Linked DNA regions of Mus musculus: regions 1 and 3 are each linked to region 2. A link is a loop called in an ENCODE intact Hi-C map of the cell type or tissue named here. Cell type or tissue: left cerebral cortex. All regions are shown on one strand.

What was found. Hi-C counts contacts between places; a loop is a spot of excess contacts. Peaks named below come from ENCODE experiments on the same cell type or tissue, not always from the same donor. Only the 100,000 strongest peaks of a DNase experiment are listed, where the experiment ranks them.
Region 1: a loop joins it to region 2, with 8 times the contacts of the local background. A loop is called at or near these places in 13 of 42 quality-filtered maps.
Region 3: it touches region 2 in a loop (7-fold over the local background); 11 of 42 quality-filtered maps call a loop at or near these places.

The regions. Positions count from the first base shown.
Region 1 is chr10:79,112,493-79,120,492 of GRCm38, reverse strand. No RefSeq gene overlaps it. Among named protein-coding and RNA genes, the nearest start is that of 2610008E11Rik, 19 kb to the right of the region's middle. In left cerebral cortex, a CTCF peak has its summit at 3,735 (motif pointing right); a DNase peak (open chromatin) is centred at 3,750.
Region 2 is chr10:78,627,545-78,635,544 of GRCm38, reverse strand. Gm47459 (a long non-coding RNA gene) reads right to left here and starts at 5,207. Exons shown (of 2, transcript XR_003948917.1): 1 at 4,939-5,207; 2 at 2,542-3,120. It also overlaps the pseudogene Gm7842. In left cerebral cortex, a CTCF peak has its summit at 3,042 (motif pointing left); DNase peaks (open chromatin) are centred at 3,040 and 5,175.
Region 3 is chr10:78,741,054-78,749,053 of GRCm38, reverse strand. Ccdc105 (coiled-coil domain containing 105) reads left to right here. Exons shown (of 7, transcript NM_027630.1): 4 at 242-408; 5 at 516-611; 6 at 690-803; 7 at 1,757-2,130. The coding sequence ends at 2,005. It overlaps Gm30400 (predicted gene, 30400), which reads right to left and starts at 1,924. Exons shown (of 5, transcript NR_155762.1): 1 at 1,766-1,924. In left cerebral cortex, CTCF peaks have their summits at 3,022 (motif pointing right) and 5,178; DNase peaks (open chromatin) are centred at 1,471, 1,701 and 1,867; H3K4me3 peaks cover 1,142 bases; H3K27ac peaks cover 465 bases.

The sequences.
Region 1 (8,000 bases), 480 kb before region 2:
ATAATTTCAGAAGCTTTGGATGCATTGACACAGGAAGACACCTTCCTTAACAGAACACCAATAATAAGAGCATTAAGATCAACAGTTAACAAATGGGACCTCATGGGACTGAAAAGCTTCTATAAGGCAAAGGACTTATGGAATGGGAAAATATCTTCACCCCACATCTGACTGAGGGCTAAAGAACTCAAGAAATTAGACATCAGCAAACCGAATAATCCAATTTTAAAATGGGGTATAAATCCAAACAGAGAATTCTCAATAGAGGATTCTCAAATGGCTGAGAAACACCTCCATATCAATCAGAGAAATACAAATCAAAACTACTTTGAGATTCCATCTTAAGATTCCACCTATCAGATGGTTATGATCAATAACACGAGTGACAACTCAAGTTGCCAAGGATGTAGAGCAAAGGGAACACTCATCCATTGTTAATGGGAGTGTAAACCTGTACAGACAGTTTAGAAATCAATATGGCAGTTCCTCAGAAGATTGGAAACTGATCTACCTCAAGACCCAACTATACCATTCCTGGTATAGTATACCACTTCTTGTATAGCTCCTTCATACCAGGGACACTTGCTCAACTATACTCACATCAGCTTTATTCATAATAGCCAGAACCTGGAAGCAACCTAAATGTCCCTCAACTGAAAGATGGATGAATAAAATGTGGTTCATTTACACAATGAAGTACTACTCAGCTGTTAAGAACAACATCATTAAACGTGCTGGCATATTTATGAAACCAGTGAAAATCATCCTGAGTGAGGTAATCCAGACACAAAAAGACAAATGTGATATGCAGTCTCTTATATTAGCTGTAAAGGAAAGGATAACTATGCTCTGGAAAGACCAAAATTATACACACTTGGAGGGCTATTGATACATTTTACAAGAAAGATATACTATTTAGAATCTTTGAATGCATTGGCACGTCATGAAATTTACTGGCATATTTATGAAACTAGAACCTGGGAAATAGAATAGATATGGAGGTTGAACAAGGGTAGGGGTGGAAGGGTAGGAACAGAAGGAATCAGGTTGGTGGAGGATGGAGAGAGGGAGAGTACTAGGAGAGACAACTGGAATGGGGGGCATCTCAAAGAAAGCTAGAAACCTAGCAGAATGGAAACTTCCTAGCTGTGATGGTTTGTATACGCTCAGCCCAGGGAATGGCACTATTAGAAGGTGTGGCCTTGTTGGAGTAGGTGTGTCACTGTGGGTGCGGGCTTTAAGACCCTCACCCTAACTACCTGGAAGTGAGTCTTCCACTAGCAGCCTTCAGATGATTTAGAACTCTCAGCTCCTCCAGCACCATGCCTGCATGCCTGTGGATATGTTCCTGCCTTGATGATAATGGACTGAACCTCTAAACCTGTAAGCCAACCCCAATTAAATGTTGTCCTTTGTAAGACTTGTCTTAGTCATGGTGTCTGTTCACTGCAGTAAAATTCAAACTAAGAAAGAAGTTGGTACCAGGAACTGGGGTATGCTGTGATAGGCCTGACCATGCTTTTGTTTAGAAGAATGGATTTTGGGACTTTGGATTTGCAAAGCAGTGGAATGCTTTAAATGTGGCTTAATGGGCCATCCTAGTAGGAATATGGAAGACATAGTTACTGAGAGTGATTTGAATTATTCAGACCTGGCCCAAGAGGTTTCAATGGAGAATTTCAATATGTGGCCTAGAGACATTTTTTTTGTGTGTGTGATATTTTGGATAAGAATGTGGCTACTTTTCGTCCTTGTCTGAAGAATCTGCTTAAAGATAAGGTGAAGAGACTCAAATTAATTGCATTGACAAAGGAAGTCTCAGAAATGCCCATATTAGACTTTGTTCTCTGGTTAAGTCTCATGAAGAACATTTTAAACAAGAACAGCAAGCTGAGAAAGGAAAAATATAAAATCTATGGATTGAATTTTAAATTCAATTTAATTAATTAATTTTAATTAATTAAATTCAATTTATTTCACTTCACCAGGAAGTGAAATGGAGCTGAATCCTGTGTTCAAGGATATTAAATTGAATTAAGGGAGTAGTGACTTTGGGGCAAGATCCTACCCAGCTAAATTTATATCCAGGAATGGTGGTGCACACCTTTAATCCCAGGAAATAAAGGCAAGCATATTTCTGAGTTCAAAGCCAGCCTAGAACACAGCAAGTTCTGGGTGAAGAAAAGCTTGTCCAGGCTTGGTGGACCACACTTTTAATCCCAGTGTTTAGTAGACAGACATGCAGATCTCTGAGTTCAGTCAATTTACAGAGCAAGTTCCAGGACAGCCAAGTTTAGGCAGTGAAAGAGCTAGAAAACAGAAAACTAGTGATAATGTAATAGAAAAAGGGGGTCATGTTCCAGCCCCAGCAAGCAGCAGAACTCAGCAGATTTGGCTTTAGAGTTCATAATAGAAGGGACTACTGGGAAAATTGGTGCTGGTTAGCTGGAGCTAAGAAATTAGTAGTGATTAAGAAGAGACCCATATCACTGAGGTGAAATCTTCTGGGAAGTGTTTTCTGGGAGCACAAACAAGATGTGTTCCAGAGATAGCTAAGGTTATATCTCATGCTGCAGCTGTACTTAGCAATATATAAGAGTAATATATGGTTTTGAAGGCATACAGGAGCCATGAAGAGCAACTGAGTCTTGGCACTGTGAGAGGCCATGGAAGGCCACTGATGAAGGTGCAGCTTCAGTTGCAGTTGACATCCCAGGAATGAAGGGGTCATGCAAAGCAGTTGAGGTTTGGCACCATGAAGAGAGCCTATAGAAGGTCATTGGTGAAGCCTAGTTGCAGGGGAAGATCCCAGTTTATTGAAAATGCCAGTCATGAGGATGATGACCAGCATCAGTAGCATCAGTGGAGTGGATCAATTTGAGCTTAGAGTTCTATGGAACACAGAGCTGTAGAAATAACACCAGCCCTTTGGAAGAGCCCAGAAGATCATGTGTGGAACTCAGACATTGGAACAAGAAGCTGTAATGTTGACGTTGCCTTGGAGACCTCAAGATGTTAAAGATGTCAGTGCTGTGGGATTTCTGCCAATGAAAGCTGCTAACAGAGAGTAGAAGCAGCCCAGGAGAAAGAAATTTGTTGCAGTCAACAAAGATGAAAAAGGAGTTGGAGATCTGAAGACTGCTTTGACATCAGAAATGGAGATACAGAGTTTGGAGTTTGCCCAGCTGGTTTCCTGTCTTGCTTTGGTGATTACAGTTAAGTGATTGTATGAATCTCAGAAGAGACTTTGAACTTTTGACTTTTAACATTGCTTAGACTGCTATAGGCTATGGGGGCTTTTGAAGTTGGACTAAATGTATTTTTTATTATGCTGTTGGTAGGTATGGGGCCCATAGACTCATGTGTTTGAATAAGCCTATAGGGCCCACGGTGTAGAATGTGATGGTTATGCTTGGTCCAGGGTATGGCACTATTAAGAGGTATGGTCTTGTTGGAGTACATGTGTCACTGTGAGTATGGGATTAAGACCCTCATCCTAGCTGCCTGGAAGTAAGTATTCTGCTAGTAGCCTTCAGATGAAGATGTAGAACTCTCAGCTCCTCTTGAATCATGCCTGCCTGGATGCTGCCATGTTCCTGTCTTGATGATAATGGACTAAATCTCTAAACCTGTAAGCCAACCCCAATTAAATGCTGTCTTTTATAAGAATTCACAGCAGTAAAACCCATATTTAGAAGAAATTCATCCAATTTCTGTCAAGCAATGGCCACTAGATGGCGAGATTTCACAGTGTTGTGGGAACCTTTGTGATCTGGGAATAGAATGCCACAGTTGTTGGCATACTCCCTGTGCTTCTTAGGTCTGGAGGTCAGAGAGGCTGTGTATTGCCAGTTGCTTGCCTTGAGAAGGGCTGTTGAGGGGAGATTCACAGGAGGACTCTGAAGGTCAGCCCAGCAGGCCATGATAAGTGCAGCCGCAGAGCTGGTGATGGGCAGAAGACTGGCAGCTTCTGCAGAGTTGGGGTGGGGGGTCTTTCAAGAGAGGTTCCAGAACTTTGTGGGTCTGCAGTCCCCCCTCTGTCATCTGGTCAGGGAGCAGCAGCCCAGCACTGCAGCAGTAGGCAAAGGAGAACCCCTTTGGGGACCCCTGCCCAAAGAAAGCAGATCCCTGACCAGGGAAATTCCTGAGCTATCAGAAAGAAAAAGTTAACGACTCTCTGAAGTACAGACAAGGGTATAATGTTTATAACTTAAGCTCTTATGACATTTAGAGAATGTTAAAACAAAACAGAACATAACTTTAAGAATTCCTAAGGAATGACAAGGCCTGAGAAACAGAAGGAAATACAAGTAATTTCCTTTTAAACAGGATGCATCTGCTTAAGCCACTCTTCTTACGTGTTCTTATAGCAGATTCATAATTCACTATTTTAGTGAAAACTTAGCTGGATTTGAAATGCTAAAGGCCTTTTAAGTTTTTTGTAAGTTTAAAGATTACTTTTTATAGATTCAAGCATTGGGTGTTAAAAGGCATTATTCTGTATGCTCTGGGCTTATACATCATTACACTGAGTTCTAGTTGTGATTAGTGCCACAATAAGACAGTTTCCAAATAAGGAAACTGAGACTTCAGATTATGAAGCTTTTTAAAGGTCCATTTTGTGTAGCAATGTATATATGTTATCTCCAGCTGTGTTTTCCATATGAACACTTCATAGAAATTATGTCAGCTGAGCTTGGTGCTGCATGCCTATAGAATCCGAGTAGGCAGACTGATCCCATGTTTGAGGTCAGACTGGGCCACATAATGAAGCCATTGTGAGAATCTGACTCAAAAATAAATAACAAACAAATGTACAAACAAACAAACAAACAAAAACACAAAGGGAAGAAATTGGTCTTGGTGACACAAGCTTACTTGTTGAGCCCAGAGATTGAGATGTCAGGGCCAGGACATTTAGAGTTCAAGGATATGTTTAGCTACATAGTGAAGTTTGAGGCAGGTCTGGGCTACATGAGATATTTTCTGAAAAAAATCGAACTGAATTGAACCATACATCTCACCTTTTTCTGACAGACCCTACACTGAGAAAATAGACATTGAAATTGAAATCCATGTTGGTTGACTGATGTCACAATGGTCAGTGGCTCCTAGTCAGCACCAAGTGCTAGGCTCAGGGCTAAATACTGTAGATTTCTCACAGACATCCCAAAGGTTGGGAAATGAGGTTAGGGACTGTGCCATCAATTAATCCTGCTACTGGCATGAAACAGTAAGGGTGACGAGAATGGAGACAACAGAGATCCCACATATGCAGGAGGACTGGTTTTGTTTTGTGTTTGACCAGCCATGAGTGTGTGAAAGTGCATTCTCATGATATTTGTAGTCATGCTGGAATTTTCATAGAGTAACAGCTGTAATATCAACCAACACCTGTGTGTGTGTGTAAAACACATTTCATGTAATCCAAACTGGCCTCCAATGTGTGTTGTAGACAAGGCTGTCCTTAAACTCCTAGACATCTTCTTTCTGTCACCTCCCAAGTGCAGAAATTACACATGTGCACCAAAACATGTGTCTTGTTTTCTTACAGTCTAGGCTACCCTGAAACTTGCCAGCCTCAATCTTTTTTGTTTTTGTTTTTAAAATATTTTTATTAGATATTTTCTTCATTTACATTTCAAATGTTATCCTGAAAGTCCCCTATACCCTCCCCCCACCCTGCTTCTCTACCCACTAACTCCCACTTCTTGGCCATGGCATTCCCTTGTACTGGAGCATATAAAGTTTGCTAGACCAAGGGGCCTTTCTTCCCAATGATGTTCGACTAGGCCAGCTTCTGATACATATGCAGCTAGAGACACGAGTTCTGGGGGTAATGAGTAGTTCATATTGTTGTTCCACCTATAGGGTTGCAGACCCCTTTAGCTCCTTGGGTGCTTTCTTTAGCTTCTCCATTGGGGGCCCTGTGTTCCATGCAATAGATGACTGTAAGCATCCATTTCTGTATTTGCCAGGCACTGGCATAGCCTCACACAAGACAGTTATATCAGCGTCCTTTCAGCAAAATCTTGCTGGTGTATGCAATAGTGTCTGCATTTGGTGCCAGCCTCAGTCTTAAACCTTCCCATCACCAGGTTTAACAGGGGTCACCACTACACCCAGTACAGGTCAGCCCTTAGTGAATGCATACATAGTACATAGGACTGATACGAGGAAGTGTACACCTTTTTTAAAAAAATCAATCACTTTAAATGTTTTTCTCTTTTTTCCACAGTGATATAGTTTTTGACAAGCTGGTGGTATGATGGCATTAGACCATACTAGTCTTAGCACTCTTGAGGTCATGGTTCAATCTCTGGGTTTGAAAAATCACAATTGAAAGTTATGACTCAAGAAGAGAGAGAGAGAGAGAGAGAGAGAGAGAGAGAGAGAGAGAGAGAGAGAGAGAGAGAGAGAAAGGGAAGGGGAGGGAAGGGAAGGGGAGGGAAGGGAAGGGAAGGGAAGGGAAGGGAAGGGAAGGGAAGGGAAAGAGAGGAGAGGAGAGGAGAGGAGAGGAGAGGAGAGGAGAGGAGAGGAGAGGAGAGGAGAGGAGAGGAAATTATAGCTCTAGCCAGGCACAGTGGTTGGCACCTAAAGTCTGAGTGTTTGTGAGGTGACAGGAAGTCAGAACTTCAAGGATATCTATCTATCTATCTATCTATCTATCTATCTATCTATCTATCTATCTATCTTCATTCAAGTCCAGCTTAAGCTACAAGGAACCAGGTCTCAAGAAAACAACAAAGAAACAGAAAAGAAGACAGACAACCCTGACATTCTAACGTATATCAACCAGAATGGTTAAGATCAAAAACTTGAGTGACGAGACATGATGATGAGAATGTGGAGAAAGGGGACCATTCCTCCATTGCTAGTGGGAATGCAAACTTGTACAGCCACTCTGAAAATCTAACTGGCAGTCTCTCAGAAAATTGGAAATAGTTCTACCCGAAGACCGCTATACCCGCTCCTGGGTTTATACCCAAAATAATTCTACCATACCACAGGGACACATGCTCCACTATTGTCATAGCAGCCTTATTCATAATAGCCAGAAACTGGAATCAACCCAGATGTCCCTCAGCTGAAGAATGGATACAGAAAATGTGGTTCATTTATGCAATGGAATACTAACCAGCTATTAAAAAGAAGGACATCCTGAATTTTGCAGACAAATGGATGAAACTAGAAAATATCATCCTGAATGAGGTAACCCAAACCCAAAAGGACATACATGGTATGTACTCACCTTTAAGTAGATATTAGCTATAAAATACAGGATACCCATGATACAATCCACACCCCAAAGAAGGTAAACAAGAAGGAAGGTCCAAGTGAGGATGCTTGAATTTCACTTAGGACTGGGAATAAAATAGTCATAGGAGACAAATAGAGGGAGAAAACTGGGTGGGAGAAGAGATAGAGGGAAACGGGAGATCAAGATCAGGTTTAGGGAGAGATAGGAGAGAGGGGCAGAAGATTGGGAGAATGAATGGAAGTCTTCCGCTGGTTGGGAGTGGGGGTAGGGGACATCTCTAGGACATGCCAGAAATCTGGGATGGGGAGGGCTCCCAGGAGTCAGTGCAGGTGACCTTAGCTGAGATACATAGCAGTGGGAATGTGGAACCTGAAGAGGCCATCCCCTGTAGCCAGGCAGGACCCCTAGTAGAGGGATAAGGATTCCAACTCACCCATAAAACATTCAACCCAAAATTTGTCCTATCTACAAGAAATCCAGGGACAAAGATAAAGCAGAGACTGAGAGAATGGCCAACAGATAACCGGCCGAACTTGAAATTCATCCCAGGGCCAAGACCTAATCTCTGACAGTATTAATGATACTCTGTTATGCTTGAAGACAGGAGCCTAGCATAGCTGTCCTCTGAGAGACTCCACCCAGCAGCTGACTAAAACAGATGCAAAAACCCACAGCCAAACAGTGCACGACGTCCAGGGACTCTTATGGAAGAGTTGGGAAAAGGATTGAGGACTCTGAA
Region 2 (8,000 bases):
TGGAAGGAGAGAGGTTGTCCTCTGGTCTCCCCATGTGCAAATGGCATATGTGCACACAGACAGTAACAATAATAATAAATAAAAATGTATAAAGAAAGTGAAAATGAGAAGCAGAAAAGCAGAAAATGCTTACAGCTGAGTAGTGTGTTCTCAGAGTCCCAGCAACTCAGGAAGTTGGAGCAAGATGTTCACTTGAGTTCAAGACCAGACTAAGCAATATAGCAAGACTTTGTACCATAAAATAGGGTTGGGGAGCTGCCTCCCAGAGCAAACATCTCGTAAACCTGATAACCTGAGTTCAATTTCCAGGACCCATGTCAAAAACTGGATACTAGCTTGATCTAACATGGAGCCGGCCAGGGGTGGGTGGTAGGTGGGGGGGGGGGTGTTCATGAGGCCCCATCCTACTTGAGTCCTATTGACAATTGATGGCTCTTGGGGAAGGGAAAGCCAGTTTTCTTTAAGAATGAGGTCTCTGGTAAGTAAACCACAATCTAGTAGTTAGCATCACACTCACCTAGAGGTGTGTGGACATCTCAAATAGAAGTTGTGGGCATAGGGAGGTCTAAAGTAGGGCATACAGGTGATCTGAGAGGAGTCGGGAAATGAGATGGGTGAATGTGAATAAAATGCATTGTATGAAATTCTCAGAGAATGAACACAATTATTTGTAGTAGGATACTATGGTGTGTACAAAATTCCTATGGGGAAATGAGAGCCAGAGACTGGAGGATGTGAGAAATGCTGGCAGGCCAGTTTGATGGAACTACAAACCACAGCATCAGGAACAAGACAGACCTTGCCTCAGCAAGGTGGAAGGGAGAATCCAGTCCTCAAGTGACCTTCACATTGTGGTAGATGCAGACTGTAGTGATATATACATATTAAATGTCCTTTCAAAGATGCTGAACTTTTTCCAGACCTTTCAGGAAGATTAATAACATGTCTTGAGATCATTTAAGACATAGCCTGGTACCCTACTGTGTGTCAAACTCACGAATTTGAGTTTAACCTGCTTTTAAAAGAACAATATAGCCAACCTATGTTCTAGATTTCCCATGCTTTTACAACTTAAGCTAAAGTCATAGCTTTAACCTCAAGTTACATATATATACTTCCATGCCTCTGACCCGAATAGTAAAGTGTGTGTGTGTGTGTGTGTGTGTGTGTGTGTGTGTGTGTGTGTGTGTGTTATAATCATCTACTGGGAGCAGCCAACAGACTGAAAATAACCTTAAACAACAAACATCTCTTAAATGTTGGAGACAATGTATGGATACAGGTTGATAAGGTCTGTGTGCAGTTTCAAGTGCTATTCGGGGTCATTTGGGGTCAATAATGAAATGTCTTCCTTTGTGTCTCTCTGTTAAAGTTCTCTCTAAAGAATTCATTGTTTTATGTTGCAATAAATCTCCAACCCCAATAAGCCTATGCAAAAACACACAACTTAGTTACAATATTTCGAAGCTGCATGCCTAGCTTGGGCAGATTTACCACTGCACTACTCTATTCCCCAACTATGAGATCCCTTGCTACTTGTGGCTTCTCGGGCCATGTGGTTCTGCTCCATTTTCTTTCCACCTCCTCTTCCTCTGACCTCCTCCTCCTCCTCCTCCTCCTCCTCCTCCTCCTCCTCCTCCTCCTCCTTCTCTCTCTCTCTCTCTCTCTCTCTCTCTTTCTCTCTCCCACTCTCCCTCTCTCTCTCTTCCCCATTCTCAAAAACGTCCAGCCCCACTTTTCCCTTACACTTCCCTATCACAGGCTCTGGCCTTTATTAGACCAGTTAAAATGGGAAGAAAGTTCACATGAAATCGAGTGAGTGCAGTCCACTCCTGTCCCAGAGGGCTGCCCCTCCTAAGGAAGCAGAATTAACACCAGAATGCAAGCATCACCAGGGCAACCTTCAACTAAGATGGAGCAGAGACTGAGGGGGTGGCTAACAAATAGCTAGCTAACTTTAGACCTATCCCATGGACAAGTACCAGACACTATTACACTCTGTTGTACTTGCAGACATGAGCCCAGCATGGCTGTTCTCCTAGAGGATCTACGCAGCAACTGACTAAAACAGATTCAGAGACCCACAGCCAAACATTGGATGGATCTTAGGAGCTCTTATGGACGAGTTGGGGGAAGGTTAAGGTTCCCAAAGGGGAAAGGAACTCCACAGGAAAACCAACAGAGTCAACTACCCTGGACCCTTGGGGGTTCTCAAGAACCACCAACCAAAGAGCATACATTGAGATGGACCTATGTGTAGCAGATGTACAGCAAGGTGGGCACCCCAGCAACTGAGCCAGGGGCTGTTCCTAAAACTGTTGCCTGTATCTGTTATCTGTATCTGTTCTTCTGGCTGGGCTGTCTTGTCTGACCTCAGTGGGAGGGGATGTGCCTAGCCCTGCAAAGACTTGATGTGGCTGGGGGGGGGGGATATCCAGGGGAGTCTCCACCCTCTCAGAGGAAAATGGGGGAGATATTCTGTGAGGGGAAAGGGAGAGCAGTGACCATGATCTAAAGTTAATAAATAAATAAATCCTAAAATAAATTTTTAAATAAATTTTTTAAAAAAATTATTCCTTTCCCACATCATGCTTTCTCTGCTAGTCAATAAATACAAGACAAAGCCCTTTCTTAGGGACAGGCACATGTCAAACACAAATAACGTGCCAGCACAACAGAAAAACAGTAGAGACAGATCAAATACACACAATAGAGAGGCACAAGCAATTAATCACAGACTATAGATAGAGAGAAGTGGACAATTCAAATTTGGGCAGATTCTTGTTCAATCTGCACCAAAGAGATTTCTCTCTCTCTCTCTCTCTCTCTCTCTCTCTCTCTCTCTCTCTCTCTCTCTCTCTCTCTCTCTTCCTTAATATGACAATAATGAACAGGTACAGAGATGAGGAGAGAGAGAGAAATAAACGTTATTTCAGGGGTTGAAGAGTGAGTGAGGCTGCTCTGGAAGATCTGAGTTTGGGTCCATGCATGCTCATCCTGCACCTCACAACTCCACTCCAAGGGATCCAGTGCCCTCTTCTGGCCACTTCAGACACCTGCACAGACATGTGTGATGATGATGATGATGACGATGACGACGACGACGATATCCACCACCTTCTGGAGAGATTGTGAACAAATCACATCATGGATTTTTACTACTAGGGATATTATTCATAATAAAGTAATTACTATATAAGTAAGCCCAGACCACTGAGGAACCATTTCAAAGCATCTTTTATGATACAATAATTAATCCTTAGTTGGCCTTTCATAGTTAAACAGTCTTCTTGTGGATTTTTAAGCCACAATCTTTTTCTCACGACTTAAAAGCAACCATGAGGCTACATGGTGCTCCATGTTCTATCTGTCAGTCCCCTGGGATTACTGTGAAGACAACTTAGGTGATGTCAGCATCAACACTGGGTCACAGTGACAATACCTATCCCATGCTTGCTGCTTTTATTCTCTCTTTGGCATTCTTCATAGTGAGTCAAGCTCCCGTCTGCTCTTAAGTCACTTATCTGTCACTTTGCCAACACCTGCTCATGCAGAATCCATGCTTTGCCACTTAAATGGTAGCACAGTGCATGCAGGACAAGCATGATTGTCAAACAGTGCTATCGTGCTACCTCACCTATCTTTAAAGGATACAAGTTAGGAGTCTGGGGATGCAATCCAATTGGAAAAATATTTGTCTGGTATAACAAAACTGTAGGTCTGATGCCCAGCATCTTAAAACACCGGGTAGAGTTAAAACACTTAATTAGGGTTTATATTGCTATGATAAAACACAGTGACCAAAAGCAACTTGAGGTGGAAAACATTCATTTTGTTTATACTTCCAGGTAACAGTTCACCCCTGAGGGAAGCAAGGGCAGGAACTCAGTGGGGCAGGAACTTGGATGCAGGACCTGAAGCAAAAGCCAGAGAGGAATGCTATTTACTGCTTTACTTCTCATGACTGATTCAGTCTGCTTTCTCAGATAACTCAGAAACACATGCTGAGGGACAGCAGTGTTCACCTACCCTCACAACCCCTAACTACCACCACCCACTATTGGCTAAGCCCTCCCACATCAACCATTCATCAAGAGAAATGCCTACCCGGTTGTCTACAGGCCAATCTGATGGATACATTTTCCCAACTGAGTTTTCTCTACTCACATAACTAACTGTGTCAAGTTGACAAGCAAAACAACCAAGACAGAAGGACCAGCAAGGAGGCTCAGTAGGCAAAGGTACTTACCACAAAAACTGACAGCCTGAGTCTGATTCTCAGGATCCCCAGAAGGAAAGGAAGTAACTAACTCCCTTCTCTTACCTTCATGCTCAGGCAGTGGCTCTCATGTGCCTTGGCCCATCTGCACCACACACACACACACATTAAATTAAATTAAATTAATAAATGTAAAAAAGAAATTTCAAACTGGGCATGGTGATATACACCTCTAATCCCAGCACTTTAGGAAATACAGTCAGGAGAATCAGAAGTTTAAAGTCATTCACAGCTACATATCAAGTTCAAGTCCATTCTGGGATTATAGAAAACCCTGTATCAAAGGCAAAAGAGAGAGAGAGAGAGAGAGAGAGAGAGAGAGAGAGAGAGAGAGAGAGAGAGAGAGAGAGAGGAAGAAGAAGAAGAAGAAGAAGAAGAAGAAGAAGAAGAAGAAGAAGAAGAAGAAGAAGAAGAAGAGAGGGGAGGGGAGGGGAGGGGAGGGGAGGGGAGGGAGGGAGGGAGGGAGGGAGGGAGGGAGGGAGGGAGGGAGGGAGGGAGGGAGGGAGGGAGGGAGGGAGGGAGGGAGGGAGAGCAAGCTGAGGAGTAACTCTGTAGTACAGAGCTTGCCTCTCATATACAGGTCCTTTATTTCATCTTCTCATCTGGAGATTTTACAGATGATTTATTAAGTTTAACTATCTGGAAGAGTTCATATTTACCTGAAGAATACCACTGAGTTCACCTTCACAATAAGATGCCAGAGGTAAGCAGAAGGTCAAGTCACCTCTCAAATCTTTCCGTTTGTGTCAGCATTGGCATTGTTGATTCATACTGAGTGTCTGCTGGGGGCAGAGGATAGTGCTGTGTTCCAAGCCACATTAGGTGGCATCCTTGAACAGGTTGGTAGTTCTCAGAGTTCTGACAGCCAGAACTGTCTACACATGGTCTGGTGAGATGGCTCCGTGCCCAGGATGCTTGCTGCCAAGCCTGATGCTCTGAGTTAGATGCATCCCATAATCAGCCTCCAAACGCTGACACCATTGCATACACTAGCAAGATTTTGCTGAAAGGACCCTGATATAGCTGTCTCTTGTGAGACTATGCCGGGGTCTGGGGTGCCTGGGCTACTGTGCGGTGGTGGCCGCAGGAGCTCCAGCACCAGCTCTTTTGATATAGTCATCATTGGAGGTGGAATTGTGGGCCTTGCCTCTGCCAGAACGCTCATCCTGAAACATCCCGGACTTTCGATTGGTGTGGTGGAAAAGGAGAAAGATTTAGCTCTTCACCAGACTGGACACAACAGCGGCATCATACACAGTGGGATTTACTATAAACCAGAATCTCTGAAAGCTACATTGTGTGTAGAAGGCGCAGCCCTCATCTATGAGTACTGCAACCTCAAGGGAATTCCCTACAGGTAATGTGGCAAGCTAATAGTAGCTGTTGAACAAGAAGAAATTCCCAGACTTCAGGCCTTGTATGAGAGAGGCCTGCAGAATGGAGTCCAACGCCTGAGGCTGATCCAGCAGGAGGATATAAAAAAGAAGAAGCCGTATTGCAGGGGTCTAATGGCTATTGGTTGTCCATACACTGGCATTGTGAACTACCAACAGGTAGCTTTGTCATTTGCCCAGGATTTCCAAGAAGCAGGTGACTCTATCTTGAAAGATTTTGAGGTAAAAGGTATTGAAATAGCTAAAGAAAGCCCTTCAAGAAGTAAGGATAGCATGAACTATCCAATCGCTGTCAAGAACAGCAAGGGAAAGGAGATTCGGTGTCGATATGTTGTCACGTGTGCTGGTCTTTACTCAGACCATATTTCAGAGTTGAGTGGCTGCAATCCTGACCCTCAAATTGTCCCATTCCGAGGAGATTACCTGGTCTTAAAGCCAGAAAAAGGCTATCTTGTAAAAGGAAATATTTATCCGGTCCCAGACAGCCGGTTTCCTTTCCTTGGAGTTCACTTTACGCCCAAGTTGGAAGGCACTATTTGGCTAGGGCCTAATGCAGTGCTTACCTTTAAATGGGAAGGTTACAGACCCTTTGACTTCGATGCCAGAGATGTTGTGGAAGTAATTCTCAAAAGCGGCTTCATTAACCTGATGTTCCAGCATTTCTCTTATGGAGTTAATGAAATGTATAAAGCCTGTTTTCTCAGTGAAACAGTGAAGCATCTTCAAAAGTTCATTCCTGAAATCACCATCAGCGATGTCCTTCGAGGTCCTGCTGGAGTACGGGCCCAGGCCCTGGACAGAGATGGAAATCTGGTGATTTTGTGTTTGACGGAGGGACTGGCGAGACTGGAGACCGCGTCCTTCATGTGAGAAATGCGCCTTCGCCTGCCGCCACTTCCTCCCTGGCAATTTCTAGAACGATAGCAGAGGAAGCACAGCAAAGGTTTAAGTTGTGAGTGGCGGAGGGAACTGTGCTTACGTTACAGTCCCCACGTCAGCAACAAGGGTCTACCGGCTGCGTTTTAAAATTAGAATTTAAGAAAACAATTTGAAAACCATGCCTTTAAGGCTAAAATAAACGTTGACTTATTAACAGGATATAGTAGATATGATAATTTTTTAAAAATTCAGTCCATATTCTTGTGAACAAAGAAACAATTTATAATATTTTTCCTTTTTCTAAATAGCTGCTTATTTAGAAAATGAAAATGCTTGATTTCAAGAAAATAAATGAAATTTCACATTTCTAAGTAGCATAGAAGAAAGTCAGTCTTTTACTGCAGCCCCGCAGTGTGGCACCATCACTCCACGTGACTAGCAGTGCGCCTGTGTGCTTGCTGCCTACACTACAGTTTTCTAAGCCGAGAAATGAAAGTCCCTAAAAGGACTGATTTTATAAGTGCAGTTTAAAATCCTGACCCTGGGTGCGTCACTGTGTAATTTTATGTGTCTCACACCTCAGTCCCTTGGTCACACTAAGGTTCCCAAGATGTTGGCCAGGATTACTAGTGATCCCTATCTATTTGGGTTTTCAGAATTCCTATAAGCTTTGTGAGGACATTTCTCCATTTTTGGTTAATATCTAACTTGGAGGCATTCACTTTTGTAAACCTCGAAAGTGCCTTATATCCTTCATATTTACTTCATTAATGTGGTGAGTCGGTGCCAAGTGCCATACTGTGTGTGCACATGCGCATGTGTGGGTAGTGCCATATTGTTACTGTGTATACTATATGTGTGTGTTCGTGTGTGTGTGTGTGTGTGTGTGTGTGTGTGTGTGTGTGTGTGTGTGAAGTACCATATTATATTACTGTGTACGTGTATGTATGTGTGTGTATGCGTGTGCTCGCATGTGTGTCTTAGCTAGTGAAGTGTGTCTTACAACTCAGAAAGTTAGAAAATAGAAATATAAGTGAAGAACTGGCAGCCTGGCCATGGAAACAGGCAGCACTTCAGGAGACCCTTCGTCTGTCCTCCCGAGCGTTCTCTCAGGTTGATCTTGGTTTTCCTCGCCAACACTGTGATGGATGTATGAGAGGGGTGTTCATGTTGATAGGAAACCCTTTTCCTGCCACTTGTTTCTCTTCACTTCAGTCCTTACTGGTTACATTTATTAAGCTATCTAATCCATTAATTTAAAGGGATACATATTGTGGGCCTCAGTTGGAGAGGCAGCATATCCCAGGTTAAATACTCAACCCTTGGGCTGGGCATATTGAAACACTCAGAAATCATTTACAGAAAAACCAAGCCCTAGTGGTCCTCCATAGCAGCTGATTCCAGAAGAAGCACTGCAGAGCACGTCTCTGTTCTAAGACATCAGTGAC
Region 3 (8,000 bases), 110 kb before region 2:
CTTGGTCTCTTTCCCTGGGCACTTCCAACAGCACCCATTCATTCACAGGTTCTACTTCAAAACAAGCCAACCGAGGCACAATTTAAATTATCCTTACTTACTAGCCCTTCCGGGGGTTTCTCCCAGTCCTTCATCCATGGCCCTTCATCCCTGGTCCACCACCAGAGAGAGGGGAGAACGGGAGGAGAAACAGGAAGACAAAGAGGCCTGTGGCCCTCATGTACATTCTGTGCGTTCACAGCGTGTGCTAAGGCCTTGTTTGAAGCCAAGCGCTTGTTGATGGAGTCCAAAGACATCTTAACAGAGATGGCAAAGAATGAGGTGGACATTCAAAATCAACAACAGGAGATAAGCAACCGTGTATGCTCCTCGCTGGCACAGAAGATGCGTGAGACCTTGGAGTTGAAGGTGCCCACCCTGCCTGGCTAGGCTCCGGAGGATGGTTACTGCTGGAGTGGTTGGGGAGGGAGGGGACAGTGGCCCAGAGCGAAACCCATGTACTCCCCAATCTCCAGGAAAGAATGACCATGACTTTGGGGCTAATGAGGGGGACTATCCACCGGTGCATGAAATTCAATCAAGAGATGTACGTCACGCGGGGCATCATCAAGGTAAAAGTTTGAGGGATCGGGGACGGAGAGGAATCTGGTAGGCTCGACCTCACTGCTCACCACAACACACTTTGCCAGGGTCCTCTGTTGAAAAGGAACCTGGAGGCGCGAGAGAAACTGAACAGACCCTTGGTTCGCATGTATCAGAGACACGTGGGCACCCAGCTCCCCGAGGCTACTCGCCTTGCCCAGGTATGTTCCCTTCCACTTCCCTCCTGGGTGAGATTACATCCTGGTAAACTGCCTTCCCCAAGCATACCAGATCAAGGGAAAACTGCTCACTGCGGGTTGGCGGCCTCTGACATCAGGCTTTTCAAGTCGCTGGGCCACACCATTCATGGTTTGCCACCACCCCCTCTGCCCCCTCCCCCCCAATAGCCCTGAAACTCTTAACATAAATTGCTCAAATGTGTTCTACATTCTTGGTGCGTGTTGCTGTAAGAACATCCCTCTCTCAGCTATCTCAGCCATTTAGTGTTTGTGTTTTGTTTTTCTCGCAAACCTGGCCCAGCTTCTTACCCCTGCAACAGAGATTTATCTTCTCAACTATGCTTTTTTTGCATGAGGGACCCTTTTCGGTGCACACCTGACCCCTGTATAGAATCCTGCCCGTCTTCACGTCTACTCTATGCTCCTGCCTGTCCCAAAAAAGCTGGGTTTGGCTTGCCAGTCCCCCAGCACTGCCCACTCTCTTCCCATCATGGCTCCTCCCCTTCCCAAAATCAAACAATTTTCCCCAGCCTATCTCTCCTCGGCTTGACCCCACTCTTCCCCAAAACCGCCCAACCTCTACCAATACGGCCCCTCCCTTCTCCCCAGTACAGCTCCGCCCCACTCCAGAACAGCTCCACCTCTCCCAAACAACGGACCTCCTAGCTCTGCTTTGACCCTCCCCAGAAAGACTTTGCCTAGCTCCACTACTTTCTAAAAGCCTCACCCCTCCCCAGACCTCCCACGCCCCTCCCAAGCACGGCAACGCCCCTTCTACATCAGCCCAGATCCCCCACAGACAGGTTCTTTTAAAGCACAGTCCCTCCACTGCAAGGATCTCCTTTGCCTCCTTAGCCAGGATATGCCCCTCCCAGCTCAACCTTCTCCAAGGCTCCGCCCTTCCCCATCAAAACCTCTGCTCCCTCCTTCTCCAGGGTACTGACCTGCTGACCCGCCACAACTTGCACATGGAAAAGAATTTAAAAGAGCTCCGTACAACACACGATAACCTCGCCTGGGGCCTCAACTGCAAAAAGATAGGGCACGATGTGGACTACGATGTGGTGCGTCTGCGCCTACGCCAGCGCCACCCGCACGTGTGCTATGAGCAAGCGCAGCGCCTGGTCAACGACTGGGACCCTCCCACACCAGCGCGCAGCCAAACCAATACCGCCTCCAAGTGACCTCAGCTTGCCTTGGTCTTGTGGGGCTGGAGCGGATACCCCCAGATACATGGCCCTCCCTCTGACTAACCTTCCCTCCAAACGCCCTCTATCAGAACTATAATTAAAATATATTCTCATTATTAGCCACCGACTGTATGTCAGTCACATCGCAAAACCTAGTGTCTCCTCGCAGTCAAATTATTAGGATTTCAATCTTAGCAGCTGGTTTCAAGCTGTGTGGCCTTGGGCAAATCACTGCCCTTCTCTGACCTCAGTCTCTCAAGCCTGTAAAATGAATATAACAGCACCTATCTTAAACGATTGTGATAATGGCAGATGAGTATGTCAGTAGAAGATCTGTAGCACGGTTGCTGCCTATCGTAACATAAACTGTTGTTATTAACATCCCCATGTTACAGGTGAGGAAACTGAGGCACAGAGAAGTTAAGCCTCTTACTCAAGCTTCATTCATGGCTACAGAGCCTGCCCTCTTAGCAGAGTGCTTCCGACCTCCACTTCTGTCTTCATCCCACAAAAAGCATCAGGCCCTGAAACTAAGCAGGTTGGAGCAGTGGGCACAGCTGACATGACCACTGCCCTTGTGAAGCTCACATTCCCAGCAGCCCATGTTCTTTTCGGAGAGACCCTCGAGTGGCCCTGTTCACATCCAGCTGTAGCTCAGTTCCGCCCTATGTGCTCTGGAAACCTTGAACACCATCAAAGAACTCTACTATCTGTTGTCCCTAGATACCAGGGCCTGAGATACACAGACAAAGAGGGGAGGGTGATTTTTGCAGTCTCACTTAGAATCTAAATCCATGGATTCAACCAGTGTCAACTTTAAAAGAGTCTCAGGACCCCTGGGGCTCGGACTTCTACATCAGCACCTGTCAGGCTCTTCCTGAAACCAATCTGGAAGGGATACACTCAGCCTAAGGGAATTGTGGGAAGTTTTTGTTTGCTTGCTTGCCATTTAATTATGCATACTTGTATTGGGAGGTCTGTGTGCAGTTGACCCCAGAGGCCAGAAGATGGCATCAGATCCCTAGAGCTGGAGTTATAGGGTGTTGTGATGCTGGGAGCTGAGCACTGAATCCCTACCCTCTGCCAAGAGCAGTACACACTCTTAACCACAAAGTCATCTCTCTAGCCCTCAATGCAAGGGAACTTAGTAAAGAAATGATGGTTGATCCTCACCAATCAGATTCCATATTTGTGCATGCCCTTCCTTGATAAGAGAAATTTGGTAATCAATGCTGATGTTTGTGAGATCATTTGCAGACAGTCACCAAGCGCTGAAAGTTTCCAGCCATTCTGACTCCACAGGCTCCTCTAGCAGGAACCAAGCAGGAGAGGCCCTTCCTCCTTGCTGCAGCATCCTAATTGAGAACACGTGTCCTCCTGGCAGTATATGTAGTGCCCCTGGTTTTGTACTTCTCAGGCTTTTGGTTAATGGTTACATTGTGTCAGATGCCCTCCAGTGCTTAGAGTGCTGAAACACTGTCCAAGGTCTCTGACACAAAAACGTCATGATGTGTCTTTAAAAAAAAAAAATACTGCAAGGTGTGTTGTCACAGGTCTGTCATCCAGCATTTGGGTGGGGGCAGGAGGATCAAGAGTTCAAGAGTACAGATTTATCCTCAGTTACACAGTAAGCCCAAGGTCAGCTAGGGCTATAAGAAACCTTCCCTTGAAAGAAAGAAAGAAAAAGAAAGGGGGGGCTGGGTTAATCAAAACATTTCTACCACCCCCTGTAAGGCCCAGAAAACACCGCAGAACACAGGATGGGAAGACTGTAAGAGTCAGAAGATGAGGTAAAGGGTTAGGGAATGCAATCACCAGGATAAGACAGTTGTCATGAACTCATACCAGCTGAGGCAGCCCGCATCTGAACCTATGCAAGACTAAGCCTGTCAACAGTCAGATATGAATCAGGGAGGGACTCATAGCACCCTACTCCTCCCTGATGAATAGTAGCTACTGATATATTCCTGGAGAAGGGGAGTCGGTGGCTTAAATGGAGTGCCCATTGATCAACCCACCAGGCTCCAGTGGATACATCTAATCCAGTGGTCACACAGATGTCCCTGGTTAAACTCAGTGGGTAACAAAACAAAAAGACATCAATCCACAAAGGCAATTGATAGGGGTGGGAGGGAGATGTAGGGTGGGTGGCTGGGTGGGTGACCAGAATGTATCATATACATGGATAAGATTGTCAAAGACAAAGGTGTCTCAATCAGGAAACTGAGGGCCCGAGTTCGGATCCCCAGCACCCAAATCACAGCCAGGCCTGTCAACTGAGTCTGTATCCTCAGAGCTGCATCTTCAAAGCTTATTGATCAATCTGTCTAACCAATCTGTATCAAAAATAAGATGCAGAGTGATAAAGGAAGCCATCTGATATCAACCTCTAGCCTCCATATACACACATGTGTGCATGAACCAATTATGTGTAAGCACAAGTACACACACAAAGCTTCATGTCCTATAAGCTTCATTCAGGCATGCATTACAATGTTGTTTACTATAAACATGTCAACAATATCCAAGTCCTAAATAAACTGCCTTTAAATAGAAGCTGAAAACAAGGTTGGGTGTGAATTATTTGATCAAGCTGTAGTCAGAAGTTTCATTTCCCAAAGGAACCGTGATTCCGCGCCACCGATTCCGTGCTCACAGGGGTTTTCTGAAGCATAGCTAAGATCCCTAATGACTGTGTTTACAAAGATGTGGGTTGTAAGCCAGAAGAAAGCCCATGACAGGGTGACCTGCTGTTAACTTCTGCAGTTTTCCTCAAGTGGGTCTCCAGGACCTGATTCAAGAAGCTGTTAGGAAGTCCTGCAGGGTGAACCCCACTGGCTGCTGTCCCCTACAGGTAGAACCACCTGTTTTTTAAGCTCCAGCACTTCCTTCTCTGAGCACAGGACTGCTTGTTGATTCTCAGAAACCATCCTCAGGGATGCAAATGTTCTTTTTGCAAGGGATGCCTTGCCCAATGCCACTACCCTCATCCTTGCTGACACAGCCCCAGTTGTCACCTTACCTTACACAATGTTCCCAAGGCAGCATTTGCACAATCCCACAGAGGTGTCAGCAGGGACAATCCCAAGGAGTTCCAGGGACTCTGCAAGACACCTTCTCTGGGAGGCCATAAGGTGGTGTCCTATCCACACATTAGAGAAGAGGGAAAAGGCTGGAGGCAGTGATGAGGCTCAGATATGCTACTCAGTGAGTACAAGGCTCTGTCTGACTTGTAAGTACTTGCAACCAAAACAAGAAATGATAACAAACAAGAGTTGGCCAGCAGGGTTATGTCAATGAAAAGTTTCTACACAACAAAGAGATCCATCCACAGAGATACAGAGATGCCTCCAGGATTCTTTCGAATATCTCATCCACCTCACTGAGGAATAGGCTAATGTCCAGAAGTTCCCAACCTGTGGGTCGAAACCCCTTTAGGGGGTCAAACAACCCTGCCAGAGGGGTCACATAAGATTATTGGAAAACACAGATATTACATTGCAATTCATAACTAGCAAAATTACAGTTATGAAGTATAAATGAAGATAATTTTATGGTTGGAGGTCACCACAACATGAAAAAAAAAAAACTATTTTAAAGTGTGGCAGCATTAGGAAGATTGAAGACCGCTGGTCCAGAATAGACATGGAACTGAAAGGTCTTAACCAAAATAGATACTCCACTGAGAAATTGGCAAGTGGGATGAACAAATGTCTCTCAAAAGAAGAAACAGTCCAGTCCTACAAATCTTCCTTTCCATACTGAACACACCTGGCTCACTTGTTCAATGGCCTTATTATTCTCACTTTGATTATTGGTTCCCTAACTGGGGTCAGCAAAAATTTCTTCACATCTCCCCAGAAACAGTGTCAGAACACACACATGCACACACATGCATGCACACACATGCACGCACGCACGCATGCACACACGCACCCACATATAAATGAACAAAACAATGCACTATTGAGTATGAGAAGTGTTTGGGTTTTTGTTTGTTTGTTTGTTTGTTTGTTTACTTGCTTGCTTGCTTGCTTGCTTACTTACAAGATTTCACTAAGTAGTCCAGACTGGCTTTGATCAAAATCCTCCTGCCTCAGCCTCTGTGTAATGGAGATTACAGATATGTCTTACAGAGTACAGAGCAATTTCATATGCAAAATATCCTATGGATTTTATTCTTGTATTCACCCATTTTTATTATTATAACTAAATACATCAGGCTTGGTAACTATACAGAAAAATTAATTCATTTAGTTCATACTTCTAGAGACTCAAGGACACAGAAAATAGAACCAAGTCAGTTTTGGTGCAGATCTATGACAGATAACTTGTGAAACCATGAGAAAGCCCACATGAGGTCTTTGAATCAGAACAGTCCCCATAGGTTCACATACTTGAATGCTTGGCCTCCAGTTGGTGCAGCTGTTTGTGAAAAGTTATGAGGAATGAGTTTGTTGGAAGAGGCATGTCACCGGAGTGGGGATGTTTTAAGGTTTCAAAAGCCCATGAAATTATGATATCCCTGTTCTCCTTCTCTTCCTCCCTACCTCCCTCTCTCCCTGCTTCCCTTCTTCAAGCTTGAGAGTCAGATACACACTCTCAGCTAATGTTCCAGCTGCCTGCCTATTGCCATTCTCCCCACGATCACGGACACAGCTCCTGAACCTGAAAGCACCCAGTAAACCTTTCTATACATCCCTTGGTCATGATGTCTTATCACAGCAATACAAAAGAAACTAAGACATCATCACAGGCCAGAAAGACAGGATGGACTCAGGATCAGGCTTGCTCTTACAACTCTCACGAGAACTAAATCCTAGGTTCCCTTACCCCATGTCTCCTTCCCAGCTTCATACTTCCTTTTATTAAACAACCCCAATCCTTCCCAAACAGTTGCAACAACTGGGATCAAGCATTCCAGTATATGAGCCTATGGGAGACATTCTAACTCAAAGACCACAGGTGGGTTTTTTCATGATGACACATTATCTTTCATTGGTTCTCATCAGAGCTGACCTGGTTCCATTTTCTGTGACCTTGAGTCTTTAGAAGTATGAGCTAAATAAATTATTTTTCTTTATAAAGTTACCAAGCCTGAGATATTTAGTTATAGTAATAAAATGAGTGGATACAAGAATAAAATTGATAGGATATTTGCATACAAGAGCTAGTTGGTGTTCCTCACATGTGCATAGATATTCGGCCCTCTGATGGTAGGTAGACTTCGTGTCTTAGGGTTTCCATTACTGTGAAAGAGAGACCATGGACAAGATAACTCTTATAAAGGAAAGCATTTAATTGGAGCTGGCTTATAGGTTCTGAGGTTCAGTCCATTATCATCATTGTAGGAAGCATGGCAGCATCCAGACAGGCATGCCACTGAAGAAGCTGTGAGTTCTACATCTTCATCCAAAGGAAGCCAGGAACAGGCTATCTTTAAGGCAGCTAGGAGGAGGGTCTCAAAGCCCAGCTCCACAATGACACACATCCTCCAAAAAGGCCACACCTACTCCAACAAGCCAGCACTTCCTAATAATGCCACTCCCTGAGCCAATCATATTCAAACCTCCACACTTCGCTTCTTAAAGTTACACTCAATTGTTAGCACCTCTCCACTAAAGACCAGGCTTCCAATACTGGAGGTGGATGGGGGTGGGGGGCAGGGTAAGGGCAAACCACACTCAAATCATAGCACTCCTAATAATCTTAAATACATCTGTTTCCTTCTAGCCTCACCCCAGTTTGTGACCCATGCCACCATCTGCCTGAGTGTTCCTATGAAGCCTCCTTCCTGGCTGTCTGAAATAGTTTCTTTTCTGTTGCTATGATAAAATATCATGACAAAAAACAACTTAAGGAAGAGAGGGTTTATTTTAGCTCATTGTTCCAGAGCAGTGGTTCTCAGCCTTTCCAAATGTGTTCTAAACTATAACACTTTAATATACTTCCTCATGTTGTAGTGTCCCTCAACCATAAAATTATTTTG